Regions from separate parts of the Mus musculus genome. Here region 2 is linked to region 1. Evidence: chromatin loops called from intact Hi-C (ENCODE). Cell type or tissue: gastrocnemius. All regions are shown on one strand. Links, peaks and the distances in the headings refer to the core of each region. The heading gives the core; the rest is flanking DNA.

What was found. Hi-C counts contacts between places; a loop is a spot of excess contacts. Peaks named below come from ENCODE experiments on the same cell type or tissue, not always from the same donor. Only the 100,000 strongest peaks of a DNase experiment are listed, where the experiment ranks them.
Region 2: it touches region 1 in a loop (2.7-fold over the local background); 15 of 42 quality-filtered maps call a loop at or near these places.

The regions. Positions count from the first base shown.
Region 1 is chr9:53,592,662-53,598,040 of GRCm38, reverse strand. Acat1 (acetyl-Coenzyme A acetyltransferase 1) reads left to right here. Exons shown (of 12, transcript NM_144784.3): 3 at 2,641-2,758; 4 at 3,252-3,347; 5 at 3,535-3,635. Among named protein-coding and RNA genes, the nearest start is that of Acat1, 15 kb to the left of the region's middle. In gastrocnemius, for the core only: a CTCF peak has its summit at 3,117 (motif pointing left); a DNase peak (open chromatin) is centred at 3,098; H3K27ac peaks cover 368 bases.
Region 2 is chr9:53,671,448-53,676,826 of GRCm38, reverse strand. All of the region lies in intron 1 of Gm16124 (predicted gene 16124), which reads right to left. Among named protein-coding and RNA genes, the nearest start is that of Cul5, 6.6 kb to the right of the region's middle. In gastrocnemius, for the core only: a CTCF peak has its summit at 3,045 (motif pointing right); a DNase peak (open chromatin) is centred at 3,054; H3K27ac peaks cover 1,157 bases.

The DNA.
Region 1 (5,379 bases), core at 127-5,126:
TGCCAGTAGAGACTCACATGTTGCTAGGCAAGGTGGCTCATGGCTTGAGGATCACCAACCCTATCACATCAAACAGAGCTGCATACAGTTTTTTGTCTTGAATATATTTGAAGATTAATGGGATTATACAGTGGCTCGGGAAAGCTGACAATTCACATACTAAGTTCTTATATTATCACAAAAGTGGTTCATTCAGTCTGTGAATAATTCCCTATAATACACTATGAAACAGTTTTCCTCCAAAACTTCCTTTATTATGAGGGGCCCACATTGCACTGTAGGTGGTGCAGTGCAGTGGACACGAGAGACTCGGCAAGAGAGGAACTGACTGCCTAGGGGTTAACCCAGAAGACCTTTGCTTCATTTCCTAGTTATGATCTCTGCCTTTGTTTATAGGTTCCCAAAGTGAGACCAAGTCTTCCATGCTTTTACTGCATCCAGTGCTTTTTGGAGACTGTAGGAACCAAACACAAGGAGAGTGTGTTTCATGGCATTGACGAGGACTTAGCACTTTTCATTTTGTAGTTAAGGAAATTATGGTTCTGGCTATGTTCTAGTTGGTGCTGTTCTTGTAGCACATACAGATGGCTTGCTAGCCCAGGACTTTGTTCTGTAGTAAAGGAGCTTTTGGTTAGTGTTGTTTATTTTTTAGTTTAATAGATTAATGGCTAAGAGCATTTGCAGCTCTTCTAGAGAACTTGTACTTAATTCCTAGTAATCAAGTTAGGTCGATCTTAACCACATGCACCTCTAATTCCAAGGGACCTGACACTCTCTTCTCCAAGCCCTGCCACCCCAAAACATTCACTTATACAGATAGATACTGTGTGTGTCTGTGTCTGTGTGAATGTATACATGCCTGGGGGGCGGGTTACACATGCTTCATGTGTAGAGGCCAGAATAAGGTGTCAGACCTCACGTAGTGGAGTCACAGGAGTTTGTGAGGCACCTGGCTTGTTACAGAGGTGCTGTGATTTTATTTCTGGTTCTCAGGTTAAAACAACATGCAGTCTTAAGTGTTGAGCTATTTCTTCAACCTCAATGTTGTTTATTGAAGCAGTTTTTTGTTTTTTATATTGTAAGGTTACCATTTATAAAAGTTTTTAAAACTTTATTACTGGGGCTGGAGAGATGGCCCAGCGGTTAAGAGCACTGACTGCTCTTCCTGAGGTCCTGAGTTCGATTCCCAGCAACCACATGGTGGCTCACAACCATCTGTAATGGGATCTGATGCCCTCTTCTGGTGTGTCTGAAGACTGCAACAGTGTCTTTGGGGAAAAAAAAAACTTTATTATTGCTGGATATAAATCTTTAACCCTAGCACTCAGGAGTTGGGTAATCTCTGATTTCATGGCTAGTCAGGTCTATGTAGGAAGTTCCACGTGGCCAGCGTTACGTGTAAAAAAAAAAAAGAAATCCCAGGCTGGTGAGATGGCTCAGTGGGTAAGAGCACCCAACTGGACTTCCGAAGGTCCAGAGTTCAAATCCCAGCAACCGCATGGTGGCTCACAACCATCTGTAATGGGATCTGATGCCCTCTTCTGGTGTGTCTGAAGACTGCAACAGTGTCTTTGGGGAAAAAAAAAACTTTATTATTGCTGGATATAAATCTTTAACCCTAGCACTCAGGAGTTGGGTAATCTCTGATTTCATGGCTAGTCAGGTCTATGTAGGAAGTTCCACGTGGCCAGCGTTACGTGTAAAAAAAAAAAAAATCCCAGGTTGGTGAGATGGCTCAGTGGGTAAGAGCACCCAACTGGACTTCCGAAGGTCCAGAGTTCAAATCCCAGCAACCGCATGGTGGCTCACAACCATCCGTAACGAGATCTGACTCCCTCTTCTGGTGTGTCTGAAGACAGCTACAGTGTACTTACATACAATAAATAAATAAATCTTTTAAAAAAAAGATTTATTTAAAAAAAAAATCCCTCCCAAAACAAACAGTTATTTGGGGCCTGTGTGTGTGCGTGTGCGTGTGCGTGTGTGTGTGCATGCGTGTGTGTGTGTGTGTGTGTGCGCATGTGTGTGTGCGTGTGTGTGTGTGCATGTGTGCGTGTGTGCATGCGTGTGTGTGTGCGTGTGTGCGTGTGTGTGTGTGTGTGTGTGTGCGTGTGTGTGCGTGTGTGTGTGCGCACTCTCAGTGTGTACATATACACATGGGACATTTCCCCTGGGATCAAGCTCAGGTTGTTCAGGGCTCATTGCAAACCTTTACCGCTAGGCCACCTTGACTGCCTGAGTTTTAAGGCAGACTGAGCAGACTGCCCGAGTTTAAGCCTTTGCTGTTAAACATCCCAGAAATTGCTGGGAAGGATTTTTATGTCTGCTTTAGAATTTGCCTTAGTTTCTTTCTTCACCTCCCTCTGTATCCCTGTTGTATCCACACCTGCTCCTCCCTGCCCCCTCCCAGCCTCTGTGGATTTGTGGATTGAACCCAGGGCCTTGTGCTCGCCTGACAAGCACTCTATCACTGAGCCACACTCTTGTCCTGTCTTTCCGTTGTGCCTTAAATTGTGGTGTGTCATGGTGTTTTCCAGCTGCTAAATAACTATTCATAAGTTGTCTGGGTATGAATGTTTATTAAATGAAAGAGAATTTGAGTATGCCTATGCTAATTTTTACCTTTTTCTGTCTTGCCAGGAAGTGGTTATAGTAAGTGCTATAAGAACTCCCATTGGATCCTTCCTGGGCAGCCTTGCCTCTCAGCCGGCCACTAAACTTGGTACTGCTGCAATTCAGGGAGCCATTGAGAAGGCAGGTCAGTGGTTGAACTGTTTTGGTATTGAGGGGACAAATGATGGGTGACACATACTTATTTTACATTTGCTGACTATATTCCTCTTAGAAATGACATGATTCTTCCATATCTAAATGCCTTGTCATAGGTACACAGGAAGGAATCCAAAACTAACAGGAAAAAGAAACCATTCCTGTCTTGTGTCATGGAATTTGCTTGGTAATCTTGATTATATAAATTGAAGGCTGGGGCTGGATAGCTCACTCAGTGGTTAAGGGCACTCGCTGCTCTTCAGAGGGCTTGGTTCAGTTTCCACATGGCAGCTCACAGCTGTCCAGAACTTCAGTTCCAGGCGAGTCGATGCCCTCTTCTGGCCACTTTAGGCACTGCATGCACATAACAGACACAGGCAAAACACCTGCAACATACAAAATAAAAGCAAATAAAATCTTAAAAAGGAAAGAAAAATGGGTTGAATAAATCCAGGACAGTCCTTTTTTGCTGTTTTTAAAAGGGATTCCAAAAGAAGAAGTGAAGGAAGTCTACATGGGCAATGTCATCCAAGGGGGTGAAGGACAGGCCCCTACCAGGCAAGCAACACTGGGCGCAGGTATGAAAACACACATTTGCTTTTATACTTAGTATGCATTAAAGTGTCAAGACCAGCTAAAGTATTAAATGCACAGCTCTTATAGAAATGAAATTTGCAAATTATAGTTACAAGCTCTATTTTAATTTTACAGTTGTTTTTGAAAACTGTTTCTACTTTTCAAAAATCTGATTTATGTTGGCTTTAGGTTTACCTATTTCCACTCCATGCACCACAGTAAACAAGGTTTGTGCTTCAGGAATGAAAGCCATCATGATGGCCTCTCAAAGTCTTATGTGTGGACATCAGGTAAGAAACCCCTTGTTTTATCTGTTACTTGGAAAAACTCTAAATTCTAGAAAATACTAAAATATCTAAGCACATTTATATTGTAGTGGTGAGATTCATTCTTTATTCCCTTTGTATGTGTGTGAATGTTTTACCTGTATGTATTTGGGCGTCACATGTATGCCTGGGGTTCAGCGGCCGGAAGAGGGCACTGGCTCCCCTGGAACAGGAGTTACAGTTATGACTCACCACGTGGGAGCAGAAAATCAACCTTGGGTCCCAGGAGAGAGCAACACGTGCTCCTAATGGCTGGGCCACATTTCTAACCCCCACCTCCTTTTAAAAAGTATTTATTTTATGAGTACTTGCCTTGCATGTGTGTATGTGCCGCACATGCTTGCCTAGTGCACACGGAGGTCAGAAAGGACATTAGATATCTTGTTGAATGGTTCTGAACCACCATCTGGATGCTGTGGGTTGAACCTGGGTCCTTGGGAGAGCATCAAGTGTTCTCATTGACTATCTGTCCAGATTGTGTTGTTTTTGGTTTTGTTTGTTTGTTTGAGACATCTCTGTTTTAAGGCTTTCTGTTTAGCTTTGGCTGCCCTAGAACTTGCTCAGTAGACTAGGTTGGCCTGGGACTCCCAGAGATCCACCTGCCTCTGCCTTCCACCAAGTGCTGGGATTTTAAAAGGCATGTACCACCACAGCCTGGGCCCTCTGATTTTTTTAAATGTTTATTTTCATTTATGTGTGTGTGCTTGTGTAAACAAATGCCACTTGTGGACATGTCCTGTGTCGACCAGGAGAGATGGTGGCTCCCCTGGAGCTAGAGTTCCAGGTGGCTGTGAGCTGTCTGACGTGGATGCTTGAACTGAGCTCTAGCCCTGAGATTCTTTTCCATGAAGCACGTGCCGGATTTTAGCATTTATGAGATAGAGCAGGAGAATGCAAGTTTGAGGCCTGTTGGTTAAATCTTCTCTTTACCTAAGAGTGAGGGAGAGGCCGCTCAGGGACTACACTGTGACACTCAGAGCCTGTTTTCTGCTGATGTCTGGATTTAAGAACTAACACTTCATCAGTTTTAAGATGGAAGGATACTGAAACAGCCACAGATACAAAGTTACAGGGCAGGGGTGAGAAAGACAGAGGTCTTCATTAGATCCTCTTCATTCCTGGGTGTTGTACCTACTGTGTATCACAACCAAACCAAGAGTAAGTGTGGTGTGCTCACATCACTTCTCACAACACACTTATGGGCTGGAGAGAGACTGGCTGTTCCCCCAGCACCCCTGTGTAGCTCACCACCATCTCTACTACAGTTCCAGGGTCGTAGAGGCCCTCTTCTAGCCTCTGTGGGGATTAGGCCACATGTGTACACAGTAAGTACATGGTACACAGACACACATGCAGGCAAAACACTCATGCACATAACATACAGAAAATGGAAACAGGAAAAAAAACCCCCATGCTTTTATGTTGGAAGTTGTCAATTGTTTTCCAAACTTACCAGCTCCACCTTCCAAAGTTAGGTGCAGTCAAATTGTCCAAGTCTTATCGTTTTTTGTTTGTTTGATTTGTGTTTTCTGAGACAGTGTCTCATGTAGCCCAGGATGATTTCAAACCCTCTGTGTAGCTGACAATGCCATTGAACTCCTGAGACTCCTGCCTCGGCCTTCCAAGTGCTAGACTATAGATGTGTACCACCATACCCATCTTCTAATTTTAATCTTAACTGTCACTGAACATTTTTAAAAAAAGATTT
Region 2 (5,379 bases), core at 119-5,118, 79 kb before region 1:
TGTGGTCTAAGAAGGAACTAGAGTAAATACTTAGAATAACAGCTGAGTCACTCCCATATACAGGAATTTACAATGGCCTAGGGAGAAGAGGGATTATACAATAGACTAGAATTGGAACTATGGCAAGGGCATAAAGCCCTTGCCCCTGGCTTCTAAGAATAAACTGACCTGAGGTAGGGCTAATTTTAATCCCAGTTGTAAACACTGATTTTTATCCCAGTTGTAAACACTGCCTGGTTCCTGCTTGCTTTTATGTATATGTTTCTCTGTTTTTTTAAAAATATTTATTTATTTATTTATTTATTATATGTAAGTACACTGTAGCTGTCTTCAGACACACCAGAAGAGGGTGTCAGATCTCATTATGGGTGGTTGTGAGCCACCATGTGGTTGCTGGGATTTGAACTCTGGACCTTCAGAAGAATAGTCAGTGCTCTTGCCCATTGAGCCATCTCGCCAGCCCGGTTTCTGTTTTGTGTAAAGAATCGTTATGCATCAGATGACCTTAATGTGTCACCTAACTTCCTTGTTTTCTTCTGTAATATAAGTCTGATGCTTGCATTGAGAAGTTACACTCAGATCCAGCACTCCCTTGTGTTAGTGTCTGTCATTTAGCAGACTCTTTGGCCACCTGAGTACCCTGACCCTGGTTCTCCCTTGGGTTGAGGGACCAACTGAGTCTAGTCCATGGCATATAAGTAATGTGCTGGCTAATTTTAAGTCAACTTGACACAAGCTAGAGTCATCTTAGGGGAAGGAAATGCTTCTATAAGATCTCACTGTAGGGGCTGAGAGTTGGCTCAGTGATTAAGAGCACTGACTGGTCTTCTGAAGGTCCTGAGTTCAAATCCCAGCAACCACATGGTGGCTCACAACCATCTGAAATGGGGATTTGATGCCATCTTCTGGGGTGTCTGAAGACAGCTACAGTATACTTACATATAATAAATAAATTCATTAAAAAAAAACTCACTGTAGGCAAGCCTGTTGTGCACTTTTTAAATTAGGGATGTGAGAGGGCCTAGCTCATTATGGGTGCAGACACTCCTAGACTGGTGGCCCTGGATTCTATAAGAAAGCAGGCTGTGTAAAACATGAGTAAGCCTGTAAGCACACTCTTCTGTGCCTCTTCATCAGCTCCTGCCTCCAGGTTCCCACTCATTCTGAGCTCCTGCCTTGGCTTCCCTCAGTGGACTGTGTGACTCAGGACATGTAAGGGAAAAACTTCCCTCCCAAGTTTCATCACAGCAATAGTAACCCTAAGTAAGACAGGTAAGTAGCTTACTAAGTTTTAAGTTGAGAGAGAGAGAGAATGCAATCATTGCATTTTAACTATTATACTTGTACACAATAAAAATATTCTAATGAAACTTACTTTAGTTTTAATTTTATTTATTTATAAGATTTATTTATTTATTTATTTTACGTATGTGAGCACACTGTAGCTGTCTTCTGACACACCAGAAGACGGCATCAGGTCACATTATAGATGGTTGTGACCCATCAGGTGGTTGCTAAGAATTGAACTGGGACCTCTGGAAGAGCAATCAGTGCTCTTAACCTCTGAGCCATCTCTCCAGCCCCTGATTTAATTTTATTAAGAAATTGAGTTTGGGACTGGAGAGATGGCTCAGTAGTTAAGAGCATTGGCTATTCTTCCAGAGGTCATGAGTTCAATTTCCAGCAACCACATGGTGACTCATAACCATCTGTAATGGGATCCAATGCCCTTTTCTGGTTTGTCTGAAGACAGCTACATTGTACTTGTATGGGTGGGGGGGAGGAAGATCTTTAAAAAAGAGAAAGATACTGAATTCTGAGAGTTGGAGCAATAGCTGGGTAGTTAAGAGCACTGGCTGCTCTTCCAGAGGACCCAAGTTTAATTCCCCATACCCACATGATGGCTCATAACCATCTGTAACAGTCACAAAGACTCTGGTGTCCTTTATGACCTTGGTGTCATGGCACACACGCACTGCATAGACGTCTATACAGGTAAACCCCTGACACACACACACACACACACACACACACACACACACACACAAATTAGTAAAATAATTTTTAAAAGAAGAAATTGAGTTCTGTGTAGTTTTAAAAAATCTTTTAAATCCCATTACTAAAATATTACTTTCATTTGGTCCATTCTTATTTTTGAAAATTTTGACTGTGAATTTAAAAACAATTTTCATGCCAGACAGTGGTGGCACATGCCTTTAATCCCAGCACTGGGGAGGCAGAGGAAGGTGGATTTCTGAATTTGAGGCCAGCCTGGTCTACAGAGTGAGTTGCAGGACAGCCAGGGCTATACAAAAAAACCCTGTCTAGAAAAAAAAGAAAAAATATGGTTTCCTTTTTCTTTTCTTTTCTTTTCTTTTCTTTCCGTTTTGTTTTGTTTTGTTTTGTTTTGCTTTTTTTTCCAAGACAGTGTTCCTCTGTTTAACAGCCCTAGCTGTCCTGGACTGGCTTTGTAGACCAGGTTGGCCTTGGACTCACAGAGATTTGCCTGCCTCTGCCTCCTGAGTGCTGGAATTAAACACACCACTATATCCTGCTCTATCTTTTGTTTTTCTATTTAATGATAACTGGACTAGCTAAAGTTGTTTGAAGTTTTCTGGTACTGGAAAAGTAGATAACTAGATGTGCAACTATGTATAAGAAAACAGCATTAGAGATGCTGGGAAGCCAGGCATGTCTTTACTGCTAGCACTTGGGAACTTGAATCAAATAGGTGGATCTCTGAGTTTCAGGCCAGTCAGAGCTATGTAGAGATGTCCTGTCTCAACACCCATCCTACCCAGCAAAACAAGAAGTGCTGGGAGTGTGATTCTTTGAATCTGTCCTTTTTTTTTTTTTTTTTCCCGAGACAGGAATAGCCCTGGCTGTCCTGGAACTCACTTTGAAGACCAAATCTGTCCTCTTCTTGTATCAAGTCCAAGTGAGACAGCAGTCCCTGTCATGGGAGTTAGTTGTTACACCACAGCGGTTACACCTTAAATAGGGGCTGGAACACTCTCCATCCATCTCCACTACTGCAAGCAGAACAGTGGCCATTAGAGGGAGCCAGAGTACCAGGTTCAAGAACCGACCTACAAGTCTTGCCTTGTCTGTAGCTACTTAAGGTAGAATAAACCTGACATGGACACTGAACCAAAAGGGTCTAGAAGGCAAACAAACAGGTCAAATGGAAACATCAGAAAATCCAGAACAATCTCCAGGTTCATCACTCCTATCCCACAGGAAGAGAGTTGAGGGAAAACTCTTGCTAATTATGGTCAAAGTCTATCAGGGGTCCCTTTCTTTGACCTTGTCTGAGGAATTCAATCCCCCATCCCTCCATGTCTACCTGCAGAATATCTCCTAGCCTTAGTTAGATTATAGGTTCAACTTCCTTTCTCCTTCAGGACCCAAGATTCCTGAAATGCTTGAAAAGCTTTCCTTTGCCGATGAGGTATTTCAATACCCTAACCCATCCCGGATGTTACCACCCCAAGTTCCCAAAATTACATAAGCCTTGAATCATTCCAAGTAAAGTTGATCTGCCTCCCTGCAACTGGTCTTGGTGTGTTATTACCAAACATACTCACAGGGTTTCCGAACCCCTCAATTTCCTCCCCTGTGTAACCTTTGCCCTCGTGAACATACCAATGATCCTGAGGGCAGGGGGTTGAGAGGTCAGGAGAATAAGGCAGGGCAGGTCATCTTTAGATAAGGGGCAGAGAGGAAATAGTTTTGGAGGTGGCAGCCTCTGGGGAGAAGGGAAGAATTAGGTTTTGCTTTGCAGGGTAAGATTCACATCTAGGCCGGGCGTGGTGGCGCACGCCTTTAATCCCAGCACTCCGGAGGCAGAGGCAGGTGGATTTCTGAGTTCAAGGTCAGCCTGGTCGAGTCTTTTGTTTCTGTTTTTGTTCATATCCCCATTCCACCCCCCGAAACCATCAGACAGAATAAGTAAGCATCCAGTCACAAATTGGAGCCCCAATTCTGTCAATCACCCATACTATGGTGGTGAAGAGGTCAGCTCAGCTGCTAGAAAATTCCAATGGACTCCATTCCCCCCCCGCCCCCGCTTGGGTGGATGACATTTTTTGGACATTGGACAGACTGAAAGACAAGTTAATTATTCTTTCCCACCACACAGGTTCTGACCGTAAGGAAGAAAGAAGCACGGGAAGAAAGATCTGGACCTGTGAAACTTTTGGTCCTCCAAGACCCTTCAACAGCAGACCTAGTACTCCAAGACCCTCCTCCTCCAAATCTCCCTACCCTTGCCCCATGGCACCAGTTCTGGCATCCTCAGCCCATACGAGTCTGGGGTCATTGCACCCCCTCTTTACCGGAGGGAGGGATGGGAGGAGACCTGAGAGCCACCTCTCTTGATACCACGATGGCTCTCTCACTGAGGGCATATGGGCTTCGTATGGGCAATCAGGCTATGCAATATTGGCCCTTCTCTTTGGCTGACTTATACAACTTATACAACTGGAAAGCCCAACCACCCTCACCCTTTTTCCAAAGGGCCAGTTAATCTCTCTGAGATTGTTTTATTTATAATGCAGGAGGCCAGAAGCCAGAGACATGGGGGCACCATTGATTGACCAGGCTGTCATGGACAGTGGGCCTTCCCTGACTAGACTTGACTAGGACTTTAATATGGCAAAAGGCAAGGGGCACCCAAAGGTCTAACACCAGGCTACACTGGCAGGTCTCAAGGGGGCGGAATGACAACCCACAAATTTGAACGAAGTACGTGAGGTTAAGCAGAAACCAGATGAGTCACCCGCAGCCCTTCTAGGGCAGCTCATGAAGCCATTTACCCAATATACACCCCATGACCCCAGCAGCAAAGAGCATAAAGCTACTGTGACAGTGGCTTTTATAGACCAGGCTAGTAGAGATATCAGGAAAAATATTCAGAGGCTAGAAAGACAGGATAAGCCATTGAGGAATTTAGTGTAGGTTGCTGAGAAAGTTTACCATTACAGGGTAACAGAAAGAGAAGGAGCAGAGAAAGAGAAAGAAAGAAAAGTGACAGGGTAGGAATCTACAGAAAGTCTGGGCTACAGTAGTTAGGGAAAACAGAGAAGAGAGACTCCAACCAGAGAGAGACAGAAAATCCCTTAAAAATGACCAGTGCACATACTGCAAAGAGAGAGGCTGCTGGGCTCAAGAGTGCGCTAACAAACAGAAGCTGGGAGCAGGAAGTCCCAGGCCTTGGGAAAAGCACCCCCAAAAGGCAAAGGTCTTAGCCCTGGATAAAGACAGTGATTAGGGGAGACAGGGCTTGGACCCCCTCTCAAAAAACCCAGGGTAACTCTGGGAGTAGAGAGGAAACCCACTCAATCCTTGGTGGACACAGGGCTCAACACTTGGTCCTCC